2 separate regions of the Homo sapiens genome follow, and region 2 is linked to region 1. A link is a contact called in ENCODE Hi-C or POLR2A ChIA-PET data. All regions are on one chromosome and are shown on one strand. The core of a region is the stretch at or near the end of the contact, and the rest is flanking DNA. Distances in the headings are between cores, read along the strand shown.

Evidence for each region. Hi-C counts contacts between places; a loop is a spot of excess contacts on that map. ChIA-PET counts read pairs that join two places held with the same protein, here RNA polymerase II (POLR2A). Pooled maps may share reads with other maps.
Region 2: a map of PC-9 shows a loop between it and region 1 (3-fold over the local background). The contact joins the promoter of ACHE here to the enhancer-like site in region 1. A Hi-C loop is called at or near these places in 2 of 168 maps with a recorded cell type or tissue (PC-9 and mammary epithelial cell), 1 of 37 single-sample maps with no recorded cell type and 9 of 50 pooled maps. POLR2A ChIA-PET finds 5 or more read pairs at or near these places in 13 of 52 experiments (A549, A673, GM12878 and 8 more).

What each region holds. Positions count from the first base shown.
Region 1 is chr7:100,798,064-100,801,262 of GRCh38, reverse strand. No RefSeq gene overlaps it. Among named protein-coding and RNA genes, the nearest start is that of EPHB4, 28 kb to the left of the region's middle. RefSeq lists a silencer at 1,442-1,736 and an enhancer at 1,741-1,800. Within about 2 kb of position 1,616, at least 7 of the 41 ENCODE cell types and tissues checked have a DNase peak (open chromatin) inside an H3K27ac peak, as active enhancers do; they include A673, where a contact is called at or near this core.
Region 2 is chr7:100,894,274-100,897,511 of GRCh38, reverse strand. It overlaps ACHE (acetylcholinesterase (Yt blood group)), which reads left to right and starts at 1,624. Exons shown (of 5, transcript NM_000665.5): 1 at 1,624-1,710. RefSeq lists silencers at 271-350, 1,573-1,722, 1,783-1,832 and an enhancer at 1,187-1,807.

The DNA of each region.
Region 1 (3,199 bases), core at 367-2,866:
CTCGGGGGGTCCATCCAGAGGATGTTGCCCAGGCCCACCCTCTTCCCCTGCCAACCAGACATCCGGGCTAGATAAGGTGTCCTAGAGAGCTGTAGCTGGAGAAAGAAAGGTTAATGGGCATTGCAGAGGTGCAGCAGAGAGGCCAAGAGTGAAGACCCGGTGTGGGGAGCTGGGGTCAGGGCAGGGGGCTGCAGAAGCCCCCTGAGGTCCAGCCCCAAGAGCTCCAGGCTGCCCTGAGCCTTCCTGCCACATCCAGCTCCCCACCATGAATGCTCTTCCAGCTAGGGCAAGGGAGAGTCTCGCTGGGCAGGACCCTCCCTTCCCGGGTTTGGGTCTTGCTTCATTCCCATAAAGGTGACCTCAGGGCGTGTCATCCCAGAGGATAAGCGCAGAGTATAACACATTTCTAGAACTCAGTATCCTCCCTGGTTGGTTGGTTGGTTGGTTGTTTCTTTAGAGACAGGGTCTCGTTCTGTTGCCCAGGCTGGAGTGCAGTGGTGCAGTCATAGCTCACTGCAGCTTGGAACTCCTGGGTTCAAACAATCCTCCCGCCTCAGTCACCCAATAATTCTTTACATTTTTGTAGAGACAGGGACTCGCTATGTTGCTCAAGCTGGTCTCCAACTCCTGATCTCAAGCAATTCTCCCTCCTCAGCCTCCCAAAGCACTGGGATTACAGGCGTGAGCCACCACACCCAGCCTGTCCTCCGTTTTGACATCCCCAAACCCAAATCCCCTTTGGGGTCCTACATCCTGATCTTCCCCCAGCCCAATTGGCAGCCTTCCATTCCTTCCAGTGGCACGATCTCAGCTCACTGCAAGCTCTGTCTCCCGGGTTCACGCCATTCTCCTGCCTCAGCTTCCTGAGTAGCTGGGACTACAGGCGCCAGCTGCCACACCCGGCTAATTTTTTTTTGTATTTTTAGTAGAGATGGGGTTTCACCGTGTTAGCCAGCATGGTCTCGATCTCCTGACCTCGTGATCCGCCCGCCTCGGCCTCCCAAAGTGCTGGGATTACAGGTGTGAGCCACCGCACCCAGCAAGCCTTCCTTCTTAGAGCACAAGCAAGACGTCCCAGCCCCCACTTCCAAGCAAGGACCTGCCTGATGGGAGGCAGAGGTCCCGAGGGAGGGGGCGGGATGTTTGCACCTTGGCCTCAGGCTGGGGTGAGTGGGTCACTCCTAGTAGGATAGAGGTCAGAATTCTTCAGCAACCCAGACCCCAGACCCCGCCCTCAGTAACCCCTAGCCCCTTTTGGAAAATGGAGGAATACCGGGGGTGGGGGCCTCTCCAGAGGGTCACAGGCTGATTTGCTTTTTTTGGAAAAAGCCACTTTTTTTAGCCAGGACGTGGTGACATGCGCCTATAGTCCTGGCTACTTGAGAGGCTGAGGCTTGAGCCCAAGAATTCAAGCTCCCATCTCAGCCTCCTGAGTAGTTGGGAATCCTCCAGGCGCACGCCACCATGCCCAGCTGATGTTTTATTCTTTGTAGAGACAGGGGGCCTCATAATGTTGCCCAGGTTGATCTCAAACTCCTGGCCTCAAGCAGTCCTCCCCCTCAGCCTCCCAAGGCGCTGGGATTACACCACGCCCGACCTGCTTTTTCCACTTCTGCACCTCAGTCGCCCCCTGTTGTCGTGTTTGTGTCAGTGCTGGACCCCAAATCACAGCTTGGGCCCTTCCCAGCCCAGGGAGACTTGCCCTCAATTTCTCACCTCTACAGCCCTCTTCTGGGGTCCCTCGGGCTCTTGAGTCCTCTGTCCCCTCTTCCCTTGGTGACACATCACCCATGTTTTGTTCCCTCGAGGAGGTGTGGGAGGGACTTTGGGGGGTGAACTATGATTGCGCCACTGCACTCCAGCCTGGGTAACAGAGGAAGCACCTGTCTCTAAATAAGGAAGGGAGGGACAGAGGGGAGAGAGAAAGAAAGAAAACAGAGAGAGAGAGAGAGAGAGGGAGGGAGGGAGGGAGAAAGGAAGGAAGGAAGGAAGGAAGGAAGGAAGGAAGGAAAAACGAAGGAAGGAGAGAGTAAGAGGAAGAAAAGGAAGGGAAGGAGGGAGGAAAGGATGGAGGAAGGAAGGAAGGAGGGAAGGAAGGAAGGAAGGAAAGGCGGGCAGGCCACGTTTGGCTGGGTAAGGTGGTCACGTGTATTCCTTGTACTTTGGGAGGTGGAGGCAGGCTGAGCTCTTTGAGCCCAGGAGTTCAAGACCAGTTTAGGCAACATAGTGAGACCCTATCTCTTCTAAAAAATATCAAAATTAGCCAGGCGTAGTGGTGCATGCCTGTAGTCCCAGCTACTCAGGAGGCTGAGATGGGAGGATCGTTTGAGCCCCGGGGGTCAAGGCTGCAGTGAGCTATGACTGCACCACTACACTCTAGCCTGGGCAACAGAGTGAGACCTTGTCTCTAAAAAAAAAGAAAAAGAAAAAAAAGCCACATTCCCCAACCTTAGTCTGTACTTGACATGTAAAATTTCTCAGAATCACCTTGGTGGGGAGCCAGAGGCCACGTCCTCTAAGCACTCGGATTCCTGAGGTGAAGTCTTCTCCTAAATCAGAAGCCGAGGGTCTGGGGCTGCATCCCACCCTCCATTCCCCTGCCCGCCCTGTTCCTTCTGCCCTCCCTGCTCCTTCTGTCTCCCCTAGTGATGTCAGCCTCGCCGGGACTGAATGTGCCACCCGCATGTGGCTTTCTCTAAGGGACAACACCCTCACCTCAAACCTAGGTTCCTCTCCCCTCTAGACATTTTGCACAGAACCCAGCCCTACCTAGGCCTCCACGTGCCTCTCTCCCTCATTTTCCTCCCTCCAAGACCCAACTTCCTCCACTATAATCATGTGGACATTCACGTCTCAAAAATACATAATTTTGGGCCAGGCGTGGTGGCTCATGCCTATAATCCCAGCACTTTGGGAGGCCAAGTCGGGCAGATCACTTGAGGTCAGGAGTTCGAGACCAGCTTGGCCAACATGGCGAAACCTCGTCTCTACTAAAAATACAGAAATTAGCCAGGCAAGGTGGTGTGTACTTGTAATCCCATCTACTCAGGAGGCTGAGGCAGGAGAATCGCTTGAACCCAGGAGGTGGAGGTTGCAGTGAACAGAGATCACACCACTGTACTCCAGCCTGGGAGACAGAGCGAGACTCCATCTCAACAAAAAACTGAAACAAAAATAAATAATTTTGGCCAGACACCAT
Region 2 (3,238 bases), core at 375-2,874, 96 kb before region 1:
GGGCACATGGTCTGGCCAGTGAGGAGCCTTCAACTAGTGCGGCCAGAACGCTGAAGGCCGGATACAAGGAGCCTCGGTGTCCAGGCAGGGGATTTGGGGTTGCCTGAGATTGGGGCGGGGAAAGCCGGAGACAGTGGGCACAGATGGCGAGGGGTTCACCTCCCCAACACCCCCAACCCAGCCCAGTCTCCGAGGCCCGAGTGGCTGCTTTTTGCGCCACCTGGCGGCCGTCTCCAGCGAGCGGAGCGCGGGTGACCGTGCCTGCGGGACCCGGTTCCCGTGGGGCGAGCGGGCGTGGGGCCCGCCCAGCTTGGAGAGCCGGGAACCGCGCGGCCCAGGGACTGGCAAGACTCCGGATTCAACCCCTGCGAGGCCCCGCAACCCGGTGCCCGCGGTCCCTGGCGGCGGCGCCCGCGTGCCCGAGGCGCTGCGGGGCGCTGCGGGGCGCGCGGCGGTTAGAGCGAGCGTGTGCGCACGCGCCCACCCCACGCCGCGCCCCGCACCGCCGCGCGCGCGCACGCACGCCCGACGCTGGCCTGCGCCGGCCGCTCTCCCACGCGGGGTCTCGGGGGCTCCTGAGCCGGCCGCCTCCAGGAAGCAGGCGCCGCGCGGTATTGCCGCATGCACCTCGGTCGTGGGGACCCCGCTGCAGCAGCCCTGTCCACACGGGTGAACTCCTGGAGGGCGGGGCGGGGGGCAATCTGCGCGGGTCAGGCCCCTCGGAGCAGGCTGGGGGCGCCCGAGCCAGGCCGCTCCCACCTGCCAGCCGCGTGGCCAATGAATGCTAGGCCTGGTGATGTCATGCCCCGACCGGACCCTGGTGACGAAAGTCCGAAGTCACCCGTCAGGGAACCAGCACAGACCCACCCGCGGGGGTTCCAGAAGTTTCCACTGCCGCCGCGGAGTGCGGCCTCGCCCAGCAGCCTTGCGCGTGCTACCACGCTGTCCTGCCTTCTCAGGTGTCCCAAGTCACCCCTTCCTCCCCCAGGGGTCTCCTGTCTCCATGCCCTCCCACCTCATTTCCACTAGCGATCCCATTTTACATCTCCATTCCCACAGGTGTCCTTTCATCCCCAGGAGTGTCCCACGTCACCTTTTCTGCACCCGTGCCACCTGGACCCCTAAGGGGACGGTACTCTGCCACACTCCCACATGCCTCTCCTCCCATGCCACCCGTCTGTGTCGTGGCCGGGGATGCATGACCCCTTGGCCTTGCGCTAACTTCACCAGCCTCGAGCGAGACCGACAGGGTGTCCAAGTGTGTCCGTCCGTCTGTGAAAGTCGTCCCTGCGTTTGTCTGTGCCTGTCACTGCATGAGGTCGTCCGTCTGCGCGTGTCTGTCTCCACGGGCTTCTGTCCGTCTGTCTGTCACGTGGGTGTCTACTCCGCCGCTGCAGGTCTTTGGGTCGCGTCTGTCACTGCGCTCTGTCGTCGGTCGGCGTCTGGCACTGGAGTGCGTCTGGGCCCCGGGGTCTCCGGGTCTCGGCTCCAAGGGAGGGAGAGAGAGGGGAGGTGGCCACCCGGGAGAGCGGGGAGGGGCGGGGGCGGAGACAGTGGGCGGGGGCGGGCGGGGGCGCTGTGAGGCCCGGAGGGGGTGTGTGCGGGGGGCCGGAGGCGGCGGCTGTCAGAGTCGGCTCAGCCTGCGCCGGGGAACATCGGCCGCCTCCAGCTCCCGGCGCGGCCCGGCCCGGCCCGGCTCGGCCGCCTCAGGTGAGTCTCCCTCCCCGCCCGGGACTCTCCTTAAGGCCCGGGTCCGGGGCACCGTGCGCTCCCCGAGGGGTCCAGGCCCCCCTAACGGGACGGCTCCCGCTTCCCCGGGCCTGCCCCGCGCCGCCCTCCGCTGCCCCGCACTCGTCCGGAACTCTTCCCCGGCCGCCTCACACTCACCGACGCCCACGCAGGAGCCCGAGCCCGCGGGAACGGCCGCCGCCTCTGCGCTCCGATTCCCGCGGGGACCCCCGAGCACCCCTTCCCCGATCGCTCCCTAGTCCGGGGCCACTGGAAGACACCCCCTAATTGGGGCGGTACCCGAGCTGCGCAGGTTCCCGGCGCCGGGCTGGGCACCCCCATCCCCAGGGCCACAAGCCAGCGCCCCTGCGCAGCGCCCCGCAGAGGCCCCCTCCGAGGCCCAGGACGCCCCCTCCCGCGGAGACTCCATCTCTATTTTTTGGGAAGGGGAGGCTCGGCGGAAGCCCCGAGTTATAATTAGCGCCACTCGGGTTTCCTAGTTAATCTCCAGCAGCACCACCACCCCCCGCTCAGGGCGGCGGGGGCTGGGCTAGGAGTGACCGGCGGGAGAGGGGGGAGTTCCCACCCGGGGAATTTTGATCCTTTGGCTGGAGATGCCGGAACCGTAGCAGCTGCTGCCCCCAAAATAGCGCCCCCGCCCCTGCAGCCGGGGATCTCCGGAGTCCCGGGAACGCAGGCGTCCCGGCTCGCCCTTCAGGCGGCTCTGCAAGGCCCTCGAGCCCCCAGGCCCCCTCCCCAAGTTCCCGGCTCCTGGCTCGGGGCGGGGAGCGCCGACCTTTTCTCGGTCTCTACTGCCCTCCGCCGGCGGCGGCGTGCACGGCAGCTTCAGACGGATGGGGGGCTCTCGAGTCCTGGGGGACGCGGGCTGGCGAGCCTGTTTGCTGGGGCTGGGCTGGGAGCGTGCGCAGCTGATGGGAACCCGCGGGCATCAGCGCTCGGTGCCAGACATTGGATGAGAAGGGGCAGGGTTGGGTGGGGAGTGGACTAGGCAGGATTTGGGGGACCCCGGGACCTGAGGCTTCCACACCCTGAATGCCCAGCCCACCGCCCCCCAGGGCCCCGGGTCTGGCCGACCCAGGAGAGCGGGGCTGCGCTTCAGGCCGCCGCAAGCTCCCCCAGCGGCGCTGCCCGTCCGTGAGGCCGCGCCCTGTCGGGTGGCCTGTTCGTGGACTGAGGCTTCTGGTGCCCTCACTGCACGAGCTGGGCCCGGCCCAGTTCCGGGAAGAGGTGAGGGCAGTGGACCCCTGCGGAGCAGAGAGGGTGCTCCTCTCTGTTCCCTGCATTTGTCTGGATATGGGTGTCTGCCTGATCTCTTTCCCCTCCTGCCCGCTGGCCTGTGTCCTTGTCTCTGCCTGTCTCCTTCCCTCCCTCCCTCTCTCCCCTCATCTTTGCCAACCTGCCCCACCTCCTCTGCAGCTGAGCGATAACCCTTGGGCCGACAGTGCCCTAATCTCCTCCCTCCTGGCTTCTCGACCGACCCTTCACCCTT